2 separate regions of the Mus musculus genome follow, and region 2 is linked to region 1. Evidence: chromatin loops called from intact Hi-C (ENCODE). Cell type or tissue: heart. All regions are shown on one strand. Links, peaks and the distances in the headings refer to the core of each region. The heading gives the core; the rest is flanking DNA.

Region 1 (7,995 bases), core at 2,038-7,037:
CCAACTTCCTTCATGTTGTGGCCCCATCTGTCTCTAGTCCTGTTAGCACAGGCCCGGCCACCCCTCCATCTTGAGTGGCACCATCCTGCTTCTTTCTACTTCTCATCTGCAGCATCACAGTTTTTCAAAGTGCCCCACACATCCCATGGTCCTCCCGATGCTGTTGGATTATCTATAAGACCCCAGGGCTTTGCAATCACTGCTGTACACTGCTTTTCTCTGCTGACCCTGGTAAGCTTGGTTAGTATCTTTTAAGGCTTTCCCTCTGGGGAACCTTGTAGCTGGTTGATTATAACTTATAAAAGTTGAGGTAACACTGAAACTCGGGGTAAGAGTCCCAAGTGTTCAGAGTTCTCTACTGTGAGCTCAGCCGGCCTCCTTCCTGATGTCTCCTTCTTACATTCTGTTGCCATCTGTGTTTGAGATGGCAAGGGGAACTTGCCCAGTGGTAACTGTGATAGATCTCTTTCTCCAGGGTCATTCTAAAGTGTCATGATTCTGCCCCAAATCTTACAAGTGATCCTGAGGTTCTGACATCCAAAGCAGCACTGATGACACTTGCTGGTTCTCATCTCCCTTAGCTCCTAACCCCTTCTTTCTTTACTGGTGGTCTTTGAATCCCCCTCATTTTAGCCACATAATAGTCATGCTTTGTCTTGTCCTGTGGCTTGGATTTTCCCTATGATCCAGACCATTCTACTTCTCTCTTGAGCTCCTTCCTGCTGTCACCTTTTGGTACCCTCTTTTGACTCCCAGTCTCTTGGCTTCCTCTGCTTCTCCATTCATGACATCCAATATCATCAATTTGAGTCTCTCACTCCAGTCCCCAGCCTGCTCTTCCTGCTTTGATAGCCTCTGGCCTGGCAATCCACTCCCGATGAGTGTTTTGTTTTGTTTTGTTTTGTTTTTTCTTTTCAGTCCTAAGCTTCAGAGCAGGAACTACCCCAAATTCCTATACTCAGATACTCAGGTTCAGCATCTTCTTTGTGGATTCCATACTCTGACCCCAGAATTCCTGCTGCTCTGTAGAAGGAGGTCTCTTTTAGTCACTGTTAACACAGTAGCTGTTCCAATTCCTCTTAAACCTTATGTGTGTATGTGTGTATGCCAACTATACATATATATAGTCTTTAAGGTTGGGCAACAAATGTAGGACTTTATGCATGCTCTGAAAAGGCTCCCCTCCCTCACCACATACTTAGTTAAATCCTTTGCATAAACAATTGAGGATGATCTTCTAGATCCTGGTAACTCACAATGTTATTCTTTCGGAACCACTGAACATCATTTTTCTGTATCCTCATCTCTCATATCACTTAAAGGAAGCATGTAGGCAGGTTTATTAATGAGTTAAACATATTCACTATCTACTCTGTTTTGGAGTTAAAAATGTGAATTTGGGGAGGTGTTTATCCAAAGATGGCCATGGCTTGAAAGACATTGATTATAATAACAATCTGCATCAAGTGTAAAATAGCGAGGTCAATAGGAGTTTTCATTGGTGAGCATGGGTTTCATGTCGAGTCCTGCACTAAGTTTTCTTTACATAGCATGTGGTTACTTGACTACATTATTATAAATTAGGGACGCACAGAATTTTTACTTTACAGGGACACAAGGTGAGCAAGACACCTTCAATAAGAGAGATCCGGAGCTTGAATCCAGAACATGTCCTTAGATTCTTCTAACTTTGCTCTCTTCTGTGCACATGGAGCTGCTCAGTGCTGGGGCTCTTTGACTCAGGCCCCTGTGAGCCCACTGCCCCCTCCCACAAACTTGCCCTAGCAGCTTTTTTGAGCCTGTGTATTTCTGCTGAACAAGCATGGCTGGTCTGACCCGCCACGAATTGAGCTGCTGAGCACGTGTAGAATCACGTCGTGCTTTTAACTGCAGGCAAAACCCATCCCCCTGGGAACTGTCCTAGTTTAAGGGTATAAAAAAAAAGAGGCAGTCATGTTAAAATAGAGATAAATACTATAGACACAGAGAAACATGGAAATAGATCCTGGAGGAATGGTAGGTACCCTATCTAAATAGATACCAGAGATAAGTACATGGAAACCATAGATAATTATTGTAGGGAGGTATGCTCCATGGGAGGTTCTCAGGATAAATATATCGACTTTGTGGAGAGTAGAATAATGTGGAGGGTGTGAAATGAAAACGATGTGTGGGAGGTTGTACAACTCTGAGGGGCTGTGCTGAATGGGACCCAGCCCCTCAGTGATGTTCACTCAATGGAGCTGATCCAAATGAAGGTCTGAAATACGTAGGCAGATTGCACACTCCCAAGAAGGCACCAGACAGTTTACAGGGAGGAAAGTGTGAGGAGGGTAAATGAGACCTAAGAGTGGGGCAGAGGCAATGAAGGGGGACCTGGGAGAGGTGGCAGTCCTAAGCCCTGTAAGCTGACAAGGGTATGGAAGGCATCCAGAAAGAAAGTAGATCATTGAGAAGAGGAACAAGGGGTTGGGCCTTTTTCATGGAGGAGTGCAAGGCTCCAGTCCTTGGCATTAGGAGAGGTGAGCAGCATATTCACTAACCAAGTAGGGGAACCAGCTGAGTAGGCTGTCTGCAATACACCCAGGACATATATTGGGAGATGGCAGCTCCATACAACACAGAGAGGGGTCATTCCAAGGTATCATGTTCTCATCATTGATTACCATGGTGACCTATTGTGTAGAGGATTGGCCAACTCTTCCTCTATAGCCTGTGGGGGATGAACTTAGAATAGGCAGCTGCTCACTTGTGCTTTTCCTCTCCATGAGTTATCTTGGTCTTCCCTGTCTAGCTAAGGAATCACTGGAAGGTCCTTGTGCTTCTGCTAGCCACATATTTCTGATTGTGTTGGATGACTGTAGAACAGTGGTTTTCAACCTGAGGGTAGTATTCTCCATAGAGGTCATATCAGATATCCTGCATATTAGATATTTACATTAAGATTCAGAACACTATCAAAATTAAAGTTATCAAGCAGCAATGAAAGTAATTTTATGGCTGGAGGGGTGTCATAGCATTAGGAAGGTTGAGAACCACTGCTATAGAATCTTTGTTCAGGGACAGGGATTTTTATTCAAAATAGGCATGAATGGACTGGGAGCAAAGATAGCAGGACTGTGTCCATCTGGTTTTGTGGCTTCAATTGGCTTTTGAAGTAAAGGATGAGGGCAGGGGTTGATGGCATTAGGTGTAGCCTTTTATACCAAATAGTAATTTGTCAAGATTTGTAGGTAGGCAGTCTGCCACCACAGATGGGGCCACTTTTCTATGGTGACCAATTGCTTATCACTCTCTTACATGCCTGAGATTCCCTCTGAGTATCTTGTCTTGCTTTGGGTTGGGTTAAGGACTATGGATCATAAAATCAACCTAGTCTTCACTTCCCATGACTTTGATCTTAGAATTATTTCCGCTAAAAGGCCAAGCTGCAGTTCTTTGTCCCCAGGGAGCAAAAGCTCAGGTAGTTGCTGCTTCTATGTCACAAGCTTTCGGTTCTACACATGATTTAGTTGCTATGGGCTTATCCAAAAATGTCATGAGGCCGAGATGTACGTTCCGGGGCTTAGCCTTGATAGTAGCTTATTTTGGCTGAGTTGACTTTCCTCTGTAAATCAGGGTCTCTCTCTCTCTCTCTCTCTCTCTCTCTCTCTCTCTCTCTCTCTCTCTTTGACAAATAAGAGGATGATGTGATACACGAGGCTTAAGAAGGACCAGGCGAGGAGTACACTGGAGAGGCTCACCAACCTCTAGCTACCCATGAGAGAACTTCCGATGGAATTCAGCAGGGAGTGAGGGGTACATATCCTCTAGTGAGTTAAAATTCCTGACCTGTTTGTAGGCGAGAGAGATTTCCATAAATAAGCTGTGAACCAGTTCCAAGAACACTTCCAATAGGAATTTGGCTAATCACATCTCTAGCTGGACTTGTCCCCAGAGGATTCATGGGAACAAAAGTCATGGGGACAGGCATCCAGATGGCATCTGGTTGGGGTATAGTCTCTGCTGCAGTGATATTCTGGGGTGTCTGCCCAGTCCTGGCTGCCTGGAACACCCTTCTCTAGGTTCCAGGCATGAGGGAGGGTGGCCCAGTGAACAGGCAGCCTTAGCCACCATCTGCTTACCAGGCAGAGCCTCAAACCACCTGATTTGAGGACAGGGGCCATATGGGCTTCTTGAGCTTCCACCTTGCTTACTCTAGACTTTAATTTTAAAGTTCCCTGAACTGGAAACAAGACTAAAAAGAAAGTTTTCTGCTAGCGAGCCAGCAGCTATGATTAGTGTGGATTTATTTTTCTCCCCAGTGATGGATGGTCACACTGCTGCACAGAGCACTGATCCACTGGACACCAGATAGCTTCCAAACTGGGACGTTCTGGCTGCAGGGCAAGGTTGTCTATTTATGAGTAGCAAGAAGCTAGTGTGATTTCTTCCTTTTGCCATCATAGAGAAATATGACTGTGCAGCTTGAGTCAGTGACTGTGAAAGGGACCCTGTTGACCCTTAGCATGGGTGGACATAATCCCTTGGTTTTCATATCTCCCTGATTCATTGCAAAGGCCTGTTATGAAAGATATATCACATAATTGAGACTGTGTCCAGCTTTGTTGACATGAAGAAAGGCAAGATGAAGTCTCTACATTTAAGGAGCCTTTAAACCTACTTAAGAAGAAGAATAAAATGGTTACAGTCATTTATTGTTTTATCTCTAAACTTCTGGGAAATGAGGTAGTGACAGTCAGTGTAGCTCATCTTTGTCCAATAGTAAAGGGACATTGAATTCCAAAATGAAGCAGAAATACAAAACCAGGCATAAGGCACTGGCCTTAACAGCAGAGATCCCACAAACCTGTTTAGAATTGTATTTAGGGTCTTCTTTACAGCTCTTGGATTCCATTATTTCCAGCTTTTCTGGATTAGGACATAGAACTTGTTGGGGGTCTAGAAGCTATACACAGAACATTGTTGGGGATCTAGAAGCTATAGACACAGAAGTTGTATGGAGTTCCAACTATGGATCATGGAGCTAGTTACTCAGCTTCTGTAAGCCTTGATTACCTCATTTGTAAGATGGAGATGAGTCTACATGTGGGACTGTAGGAGTGTTGACCTGGAACAATGAATGTGCTTTTCCTGGCATTTGAAAGGAAAAGTACAGAAAAGGATCAAGAGAAGAAGATTTAGTGATGAGAGTTGTGAAGCTGAGAGGTTGAGGAAGGGAATGCATGGTCTCAAAGTTCTTGGTCCATCTCAAGCATTTCCGAGTGACTACACTCACTGTGTTGGGTTTCCAAAATAAATCACATTTTTGGGTTTTCATAGCACATCGCCACAACCTGGGCGGCTCACAACAATGGAACTGTCTTCTCATAGATATGTGGTCCAGAATTCCAAAGTAAATGCTACTCTTTCTCCAAACAGCTCCTGGATACTTTTCCCTGATCTCTGCCAGCTTCCAGATTTCTGTTGCATTCAAGAAATGTGACTACTGAAGTGCAGACTGTCTTCGTATGACCTCCTCCTCTATGTCTACATTCTTTATTTTCTTATAAGGATGCTTTTCATTTGATTTAAATCTCAGCCTAATCCAGCAGGATTATATTAGAACTACAAAGAGACTATTTCCAATTAAGGTCATATTCTAGAGTTTTAAATGAAGTTATTTCTTTTGGAGTTGGGGACATTAGTCTACTAAGACAGAAGCAAGGAGGTTGTTTTTCTTTTTTTTAACAAATTCATTTGTTTCTTCTGGCTTGCAAGTTTATTTGGACTTTCATGACAAGAGCAACTCATCCACCCACCCACCCAGCCAGTGCAAACTTGTTGAGCAATGCAACATGTGAGACCAATGTGCTGGGCACTGGGCCATGAGAAAAAAATACATGTAACCTGCTAAGTTTAGGGGCTGATACTGGCCATTCTTGCTGGGTTGAGAGGACCCAACTTTCCATAGGAAGGTGGTGGTGGTGGGGCATGAGTTAAAGAAGCCATAACTTCCAACCAGGTCTCTAGGAGATGAGTCAAGAGGCTTGAGTTGGAGCTTTCTGTTAGGCTTGCTGAAATAAGTGGCACCTGGGCTGAGCCTTCAGGGACACAGAGAGTAAATTAATTAGGGAAACTCTTCCCAGACCTTGAAAAGCTCTGAAAGCAGGAAACTTGTGGGAAGACTGCTTAAGAGGACCAACAGCTCTGTTGGGCTATAGTGTGTGTGTGTGTGTGTGTGTGGGGTGTTGGGGGGTGGGGGTGGGGTGGGGTGAGGAAGCAGGACTGAGACTGTACAAGCAGGTCTGTCTTTTCTTTTTCTTCTCTCCATTGACATCAATGCCACTGAAGTATAGAACATCTACTAGGCACACTGTGGATTTCCAGGCACTGTTTTTGACAGTTTACTTCAATTGCTCTTAATGTCAAAGGAAAAGATTGCTAACTTTCAGGTTTTCGTATGAGCTGAATATAGTAATTTTCCTAAGGAGTTGAATCTAGTGCTGAACCCCAGTCTAGGAATTTTCTCCCCAAACATAGAAACTGCTTTAGAAGAGTAAGAAGGTATTTGGTTTCTTAGATACTTTACATGGTAAAAACAAAGAAAATAAGGACTTCTAAAACTCCAGGATTCTGGACTGGGAGGAGAACGGGGCTTTTGCCCTTTGTTACAGAAAACTGTTATACCAACACCCAGTAGACCAAGAAAGGTGGTTCCTCATCCCTCTGACTAAATAATAATGAGATAAGCAATAGTAAAGACAATGAATGCAGAGTTAATTTGGGTGTAAATATCAGGAAGTGCTGAAAAATTTTGCTTTAAGATGAACATGCATTTCTCTTTTGAGAAGTGCTTTGGACAGAAAAAAATCTAGGGTTTCCAGTCTGTCTCCATTATCATCAGAGCCTTTCTCTCTATGTTTAGACTCCGCTATCTTTGTTCTTTTTCTTCAGGGCTAAGTTGGTAGCTAGAGACTCAGTCATTATGCCAATGTTACAGAAGCAAGAGAAAGGGAAGATCTACTCAACCCTCTAAAAAGATTCTTCATAGGATCAATAATCCAGCACTTCTGTTGATGTCCAACTGGCTAAAATGGAGCCCAGCCATAAGTAGCTGCAAGACATGCAGGGAAAAACAAATCTTTATCTCTAGAAGATATGTCCAGAGAAAAATGGGATAAGGATTAATAACAGTTAACTTTCTCAGGAACTGCTATTTATACAAATACTTATTATACAAATTATCTTTGTCTTTACAACATAGCTCTGAGAGATTGATCTTCTCTTTCGGTAGACCCAAATCTATCAATCCCAAATCAATTTTATTATTAAAAAATTACATCTATATTGAACATGTACAGTTTCTTATTCTTTAAACAATATACTATAACATCTTTTAAAATAGAATCCTCATTATATTATACTAAGAGATGGTATAAAGTCTATAGGAGGATATGCAGAGGTTATAAGGATATATGATGACATTCTTATTTTAGTGACTCCTGCATCTGCGGGTCTTGGTATCTCCAGGGCATCTTCTTGGGCTCAACCAACTGCAGACATTGAGAGATGGCTATTATTATCACTTCATTTGACAACAGTGATGGACCTGGTGTTTAGAAAAGATACAAAGCTCTTACTATGGGAAAGAAGTAGCACTGAGCCACAAACCCAGCACTGAGTGTCTCCAAAGGCTGTGGACTTCTCTGTCAGTTGTAGGCTTCACAGCCATTCCAAGAGAGGATTCCAGAACTTGGCTTTAAAAGCCTGGATCCAACCCAGCCTTTCTGATGTCCATTCTGGCTAGGTTTCATCTTCCTGCCAGGCACCAGATGAAGAAACAGGAAATGTGAAGGACTGGCTTAATGAGTGCTAACCCTGTTGGAGAGCAAGGGAGTTTACTGCCTGTCTTCTCTAACCATGCCTTTCTCAGGCTGAGTTTGGACTTTGGTAGTGGCTCTGGGGCTTCTTTTTATCACCAGATGGTGGCGCTATTTTGGGCACCTCTATTCA
Region 2 (7,995 bases), core at 1,684-6,683, 54 kb before region 1:
TCTGAGGAATGCAGCTGGATGGTGAACAGATCAGCCTGGTTCTTCAGTGGTGTGTCTAGTTATCTTTGAATGTCGGCTCCCTTGAATTTCACTTTCAAAACTGTTTGTTAGTCACTCTTTGGAAAACCTGGGACACACCTGTTTTGGGGTACAGGTAGAATGGGAGGAGTCTCATTTTGTTCCCCTGACTGAAACACTTTCCTTTACTTCCTTCTGTATAATTAAAGTCTGTGGACCGAGGGAAGCTGTAAGGATAGGCAGAGGGGCGTCAAGAAATGCAGCATGAACTTTTTTTTTTGTTTTCATATAGAATTTTTAAAAAATATTTTTATTACATATTTTCCTCAATTACATTTCCAATGCTATCCCAAAAGTCCCCCATACCCTCCCCCCACTTCCCTACCCACCCATTCCCATTTTTTTGGCCCTGGCATTCCCCTGTACTGGGGCATATACAGTACAGCATGAACTTCTAACAGTGCCTTAAGCGCTTCTATCAGCCTGCTTGCTTTTTGTCTTAGCAGTGGGATGTGTGCTTGTGCCTCTGATGAACCCGTGGGTGAATGAGGGCCATACAGGGCTGTTCCATTGTAAATTAGAGCTGGCTAATAGGTACTTATAGCAAAGTGGTTGCCTATTTGATTATGATTGGGAAGTATTAACATTTTTCCCCCTAAACAGATGGTAACTATCCTCTGAGCGGATGGTGGGATCATGCCAGAGTCTTGATTTGGAAGGACTCGCTACTGCCAGATCTTGGGAGCTGCTTTTACAGGGAGTGTTATTGCCATTCCTCTGATTATACCATGCAGTTAAGGAGGAATGGGACTTGGGGCGGGGGGAGTCATTTCTGATTCCTTTCTTGGCCTGGAAGTATTGGACTGAGATTGGTTTTTCTCCAGGTAGATGGAGGGAGGAGTAGGAGGAGTCTTAGAATTCTAAGGTTGGTGCAGTCTTGGCATTATTTCTCAGCTAGGATACCATGGCCACATGTCTACAGCTATGTACACAGAGCAGGGGAATTGATATAAGGAGAGTGTGTGGGGAATACCACACATAGGAGACACTGAAGGCTTTTAGAGGGAGTTGGACCCTGCATGGACGTGCCAACAGTGATACTGTTTCAGAGCTGCTCCCTTGGTCCTGAAACATATATTGTTTTGAAGTCTGTTTAATGGGATCAGAAACTAAGAGCAGTACATGGGAGAAATGAAACCAGAGATGGAATTGGGTTTTCCTAACTTCCTGGGATGTGCCCAGTTCTCCACAATGGTTACTTCTTTCTTAACCTTTGGGCCTATATCCTCTTCCAGTTGACATGTGTAATGGAGGAAGGGGCCCCTTGACCCTTGAAAAAATTGTGTACTTGGGGTTCCTGGGCTGGGACTCTTGATATAAGATGACTCTTTGGACATGAGTATGAGAATATTTTTCTGCTTTTCTCTCTGTGTTGTCATCGGAGTCACATGTCTCTGATGTCATAAGGAGTGTGTTTCAGTTAGCCTTTTATTGCTGTGGAGAGTCACCATGACCATGGCAACTCTTATAAAGGAAAACACTTAATGACAGAGAGCGAGGGCTGGCTTAAAGATTTAGAAGTTTAGTTCATTATCATCATGGAGGCAAGCATGGTTGCATGCAGACAGACTTGGTGCTGGAGAAAAAGCTGGGAGTTCTACATCAGCAGAAGGAAACTGCGCGCCAAACTAGGCCTAGCTGGAACATTGAAGACCTCAAGGCTCACTTCCACAGTGACACATTTCCTTCAATAGACTTCAACTACTCCAACAGAGCCACACCTCCTAATAGTGCTACTTCCTATGGGCCAAGCATCGACACACATTAGTCTCTGTGTGTGTGTGTGGGGGGGGCATTCCTTCTCAACCACCACAGAATGTTTTCATTCTCTTTCCTGGTTTTCTGATACCTCTGGAGATACTCCAACTTCAAGAGCCCCTAAATAACTCTCTGTATTTGGACATGGCTTGGTTAAATAGGTTATGTTGTGGCAAGTCCCCTTGCCATGCCTGTACTTTGCACGTGCAGACAAAGCCTTACTGTATTTGAGGACTAAAATCTACAATATGGTGCCCGAAAGCTTCAAGAAAAGGGCTTTGAGTCAGCACATGTTGTTGTCCGGCATGCCTTTGCTTCTCCATTCTTTGTGTGTCTTTCCTCAGGTGTGCAGTCAATATCCCAGAAGTCCCTTCATGGCCATCACTGGTTATATGGAGGCCTATCTGCTCCCCTTCTTCCTTTCCTTGTGCCTAACTCTCTGGGATCTAGGGAGCCAAGAGTTCTTCAGCACTGATTTTTCTGTACATGAAGAGAAATCCCTGGACATGGAGTGCTATACAACATGTTTTCCTCTGGGGCTACCTGCTGGCTGCTCTGTTCTTGGCAGGCCACTGTATCCTGTTGAGCTGTGCCAAGGATAGCCAGTATGCTTGGCTCTACACTCAAAAGCTATTGCCTCTAGGATTCACTTACTGTTGGCAGTACAGTGTGGTACTTACTAACCCATGGTATTGTCACTGCCTCCCAAAGAGTTAACAGGCTTTTGATAGCTTAGTTTAGAAGCTCTCAGCCTTTTGTCTCCAGCTACTCATGTAGCAGAGGCTGTTCACATGTCTTATGCCTGTGGGTGTAACCTGGCTCTCCTAGAAGTCCTGACCTTCACAATAAATTTACACCCAAGAAAAATGGATCAGAAGATGTGTGAGCAAATGGGATTCTTTAGAACGAGGAATGAAAACAACTTCATGCTATTTTTGATCTTAAAAATATCCACTGACTTTTGTATATTATGTATATGATTTTGTATATTATGATCTATCACATACACTCTCCATATTGGTCTATCCCATCCAATGCATCATAGCATGGTACCAATATGGAAAACCAAGAAGGTTGTGGGCTGTCAATCTTATGGTCTTCTTTACCCAAGAAGCCTTTTGCCCCTGCAAAATCAAGTGACAGAAACTGCTCCGGAGAGCCCTACCTCTATTCTCATGGCACATTCTGTCTCTGTGTGCATCCTCTCCTGTGGGCCTTGGGAGTTTAGTTTGCTCAGAGGAGGTGTTTGGCTTTGACTAATGAAAAGCTGTCATGTAGCTGCAGTATTCAACTCTGTGTTTGTGTAGCCTAGTCTCCTGTGAACTCAGCTTCAGGACGCCCAAAGAAGCTGCTGGCAGCAAAGCAGATAGAGCAAAACAAGGGCTGGTCAGAAAGCACAATTTGGGGTTAGGGAATTAAAAAAAATCATGCTAATAAAAACTGCCACAGAGCCAACTGCTACAAATGCTCCCCCAAGCACCTTCTGGTCTCCAGCTTGCATGCTGCACGCCCGTCATTGTGATGGGCATTATGGGGGTGGTGGAGAAGTGTAAGGAGGAAGGACCTCCTTCATCCAGAGGAGCTTCCAACATCTGGTGGTATCTGCCACCGGCTTCAGGCCCAGATCTCCCTAGTTGAGCAAGAGTCCCAAGTAGGTGTGTATCTACCTCTTGCCCTCAGAAGGCTTAATGACACCCTCTCTATCCCTCACTACCCAGTATGCTTAAAGAGCAACCAATTGAGTTTTCATCCTGCCTAACACTTTATTCTCCGCCTTGCATAAACGGTGCGCCCACAAACCAGAGAGGGATTCATCACTTGCTTCCTCCCCCAAAGCACCAATTATCTAATTTGTGGGACACAGTGTGCATGTTCAAAGAGTATTAGAATTCCAATCAGCTGTAGCAGAATATTAAGCCCGCGTGCAGGGCCTTTTGAGTGTGGTGTCAGGTCACAGGCTCTGAGGCCAGTGATGCTCTTATGAATATAAAATTCAGCATGGCTCAGGTCCTATCTTCTTTATTTTTCCCTGAATAGTTATGAAGCAGCTTAAAGGAGGGAGGATTTGTTTTAGTTTCTAGGTTGAGGCTACAGCCTGTTACAGTAGGGAAGGCAGTGGTTGTGGAACAGGCTTGTGCTGATAGACTAGGGGAGAAGGGGTGGCAGGGAGAGAGAGAGAGAGAGAGAGAGAGAGAGAGAGAGAGAGAGAGAGAGAGAGAGAGAAGAGGAGAGGAGAAAGAGAGAGACAGAGTGAATCAGAGAGACATAGGCATGCACAGTGAGAAGAAAGAGACAGAAACAGAAACAGAGACACAGAGAGACAGATGGAGAGAGAGTAAGACAGAGAGTCATAGATACACACACACACACACACACACACACACACGCACACACACACACACACACACACACACACACAGCTCTAAGACCTGTTCTTCCCAGTGAACCCCTGCCTCTCAAAGCAACACCACCATCTGGGGACCAGGTGTCCAAACACAAGAACCTGTGGGGGACATTTAACCTTCAGACCATAACAGAAGGCTATTGGGAACTGAAGCCTGGGCTGGAGAGGGTCAAGGCAGGTCTTTGCAGGCAGAGGAGGAGGCCCCATGGTGGACACCCAGGCATCCTGCCAGCTTCAGAGACGCTGTCCGTGGTAATGGCAGGGATCTCTTTCTTCTCAGTTCTGCTCTTCCAGTGGAAGGTATTTTCACTGGAAGGCTGCCTGCCCTCTAATGTACTGTGGAATAAGAGTCGCATAGCTGGCCAAAGAATGGAATTGTTTCTTTATCAATCCTGGGCATGCCAAAGCTCTCTACCTGAAAGGCATCTTGAGTTCAAAGGGGCCTCTGTGCATAGTGGCCGACCGTGCAACCCTGTTCCCAGGCAGGGAGAGAAGAATGTTAAAGTTTGTCTACCTGCCAGCTGGTCTTGACATGCAGCCTGAGGAGGGTGCCTGGAAGGTTCTAGAAACTGCCTTTTAAAGCGAACTGTTCCAAATAAATCTAGTTCAGTGAATTGGCTTTGGATTATTTGCAGGGCATGGGGCGGGGCGCTCTGACATTGGCCTGGCCTCTAGGAGATGTGGGCAGGGTATGAGCACTATTGTTAGCCAGTATGTGTGGTTATGGCTCCAACTGGACCAGTCTTCCAACTACGCTTGCTCTGCAGCGGGAACTGCCTCCCTCGTTGGCCTGTGTACTTGGCTGCCAGAAAGTAGGGACACCTAGCTTGCTGTTTCTGAGTGTGTAACTGGGGAATATTTCTTGAAGAGGGCTTGGAGATTTTTTATTTAAAAAAAAAAAACTCAGAATCATGAAAGCCCAAGTCCTAGTGTTGCTTCCTGAGAATTTTACCTAATGTAATGTTTATAAATTGCTGACCATGTTCATGTGCATAGAGGTTTGCCACATTGTGAGAAATGGAGCAAGCTTGCTAACTGTTCTTTAGATAACTAACAAGAAATGGATAGCTGGGTATATTACTGTTTACAAGTATAATACAATGCAGTTGTGTGTGTGTGTGTGTGTGTGTGTGTGTGTGTGTGTGTGTGTCTATATGTGCACGCATGTGCATACAAACCAGAAATCAACATTGGTATCTTCCTCTATGACTTGTCTTCTCCGCACCCCCCTCTACACACACACACATACACACACACACACACACACACACACACACACACACACACACACAATTTTTTGAGATAGGTCTTTCACTGAACCTGGAGCTTGCCAATTTGGCTAGGCTGGCTTACTAGTGAGCCCCAGGGATCCCCTTGTCTCTGCTTCCCAAGCTGGGGTACGGGAACATGCAGCTGTGTCTATTTCTTTTATGTGGGTGCAGGGGATCCAAACTCAGACCTCATGTTTAAATAGTGAGCACTTTACACGCTGAAACATCTCCCCAGCCTCCAGATGCCAGGTGTTTTTATATCCTATTTTAAATTTATTCTTTGAGAAGTTTCTGTGGGTATACACTTTTTAAAAATACCACATTCACTATCCTTATTACTCCTTTAGACTCTGCCCCAAAACTCTCACAATGTGTGTTCCTCACACCTTTGTGGCTTCTTATTTATTTAAATAATAACTCATTGAATCTAATTAGTGCTGCCCAATGCACACAGGTAGGAGGCCATCACCCGGAGCTTTGGCAAACTGATAGTTTTATCAGTGACCATCCTGAAGAGAACCAGGTCTCCTTCCTCTAGGAGCCATCAACTGGCAACAGGTGGGATCTCATGAGTCCCGCCCCTTTCCATGATGGAGTTTTGACTGGTTTGATCTTGGGCAGGTCTTGTCTAGGTAAACACAACTGGTGACAGTTAACAAACAATAGTAGGTTTCCCCTATGACTCTAACAAAATGCCCCGGGCTTTTAGGAAATTTTACAGTAAGAAATTCTTTAGAGCAGACCTCAAATCTACTCAGAAAATGGCTGTTCACATAACAGTCATATCACCATTACACAAGAGGGCACACCATGCCTTGAAGTTTAGTATTACTGCATGCAGCCAAGTGCTAGGTAAGACCATTGATGTGTTTGTAGCCTTCATAATTCCTTCTGGCTCTATAGAACTAGCCAGGAGGGAAAAGTTGTGTCCTACACCAAGGTGAGTGATGTTTCCAGCAATGGGGTCCTATCATCTTGTTATGACAGCTGTTATGGTAGAAAGCCAAGAGTTGTGTCAACAGCTTGTAGTTGGGTGTCTTTGGGCCTTGCTGACCAATAATTCATAGGGAAGTCTCCCATGCTTGAGATGTAAGTTTTTAAAGATCGATTTTTAGTTTTTCTGAAACAATCCACATGTATGTACAAGGAATTCTTCCTCGGTGTAAAAGGAAATGTAGTAAAACTAGTTTTTCTTCCTAATGTCTTGCCGCGTTAGCTCTCCACTCTTCCAGAGATGATCAGAGCCGACACAGGGTTCTCTGTTGCTTTTGCAAACATTCCAACTCGTCTCTTTATTGTTCTGTGCCATGTTATTTTTTTTGCTAACAATCTGTCTTTGAGATGATTTCATTTCAGGATGTAGAGATCGTCTGCCTTCTACTTTTACAGTTGCTGCCAGGAATGGTACCATTGAGTAATATTTACTGATATGTGAATATGTTTACAATACATTTATTTCCCTGTTAGAAAAAAACTACAAGCCATCTCTCTAACCCCATTTTGTTGCTGAAATAGTAAACATAAAGAGGAAGTATTTTTATATCTATACCTTGGAAAAATACAGGGAGTGTCTGGAATTATAGCTCAGAACATAATCAGTACTTATCTTACGGTAGTAGCATCCTGAATATATATTTTAAAAAAATGTCATTTACTTTTTCTTCCATGTTTTCTATATTAAACCTTTTCTTTTAAAAAAGTAAAACAACAGATGAACAAACATCAGCAATGGCAAAAACACATGTGCATCCCACAAGGACATCAGGGTTCCTGGGATGACAGCTGTTCTTCCTGAGTGGCTCAGGGCATTGACCCACCGGAGCACCCTGCTCCTTCATGGGTATCATTGAGGATCATGGAACAGACACAGGTTTCTCATAGTGTGTCTTCAGTCACTGATGGTGATGGAAGGATGATTCAGATACCGATTCCTGGGCCAGCTCTACTGAATCTGAGACTCCCAAACAGGCCCAGTGAATGTGCCGTCCTTGAAAACACAGAGGTGGTGTGATGCTCATTAGTGTTAGAGGAACTTTGATGTAGATCAGGAACTGACAAGCTTTGTCATGAAGAACCAAATGGTGAATGTTTTACACTTTGCTGGCCCTATGGCTTTATCTGAATCTACTCAGGGACCTGGCTATAGCAGAAAAGGGGTTTTAGACAAAATGCAAACAAATGGCTGTTCCAATAAAACTTTATTTACAAAACAGGTGTCAGGTCAGAGTTAGCCTGCATACTATTTTTACAGGCTCTGGTACAGATCGATCTGTTAACTCTTCAACAAATTAACCAAAAAGTAGGAGAACCTCAAATAGCTCCTTATATTTGAAAAGAGGGCTCTGCTATAAATAACTGCCATCGATTAAGAGTTCCACATGTCTGGTGCTTTTTAGACACAGTTTAAAGTATAAAAAAGCTCTGCACAGTAACTAATATAGGTCTATTCCAGTGAGGTAAACGAGGCAAATAACATGATTAGTT

The links. Peaks named below come from ENCODE experiments on the same cell type or tissue, not always from the same donor. Only the 100,000 strongest peaks of a DNase experiment are listed, where the experiment ranks them.
Region 2: a loop joins it to region 1, with 6 times the contacts of the local background. A loop is called at or near these places in 3 of 42 quality-filtered maps.

The regions. Positions count from the first base shown.
Region 1 is chr7:78,382,177-78,390,171 of GRCm38, reverse strand. The region is part of intron 11 of Ntrk3 (neurotrophic tyrosine kinase, receptor, type 3); the gene reads left to right. Among named protein-coding and RNA genes, the nearest start is that of Gm39038, 190 kb to the left of the region's middle. In heart, for the core only: no CTCF peak of the experiment used is centred there; DNase peaks (open chromatin) are centred at 4,021 and 5,851.
Region 2 is chr7:78,436,321-78,444,315 of GRCm38, reverse strand. The region is part of intron 11 of Ntrk3 (neurotrophic tyrosine kinase, receptor, type 3); the gene reads left to right. Among named protein-coding and RNA genes, the nearest start is that of Gm39038, 130 kb to the left of the region's middle. In heart, for the core only: CTCF peaks have their summits at 2,372 and 4,546; DNase peaks (open chromatin) are centred at 4,565 and 4,905.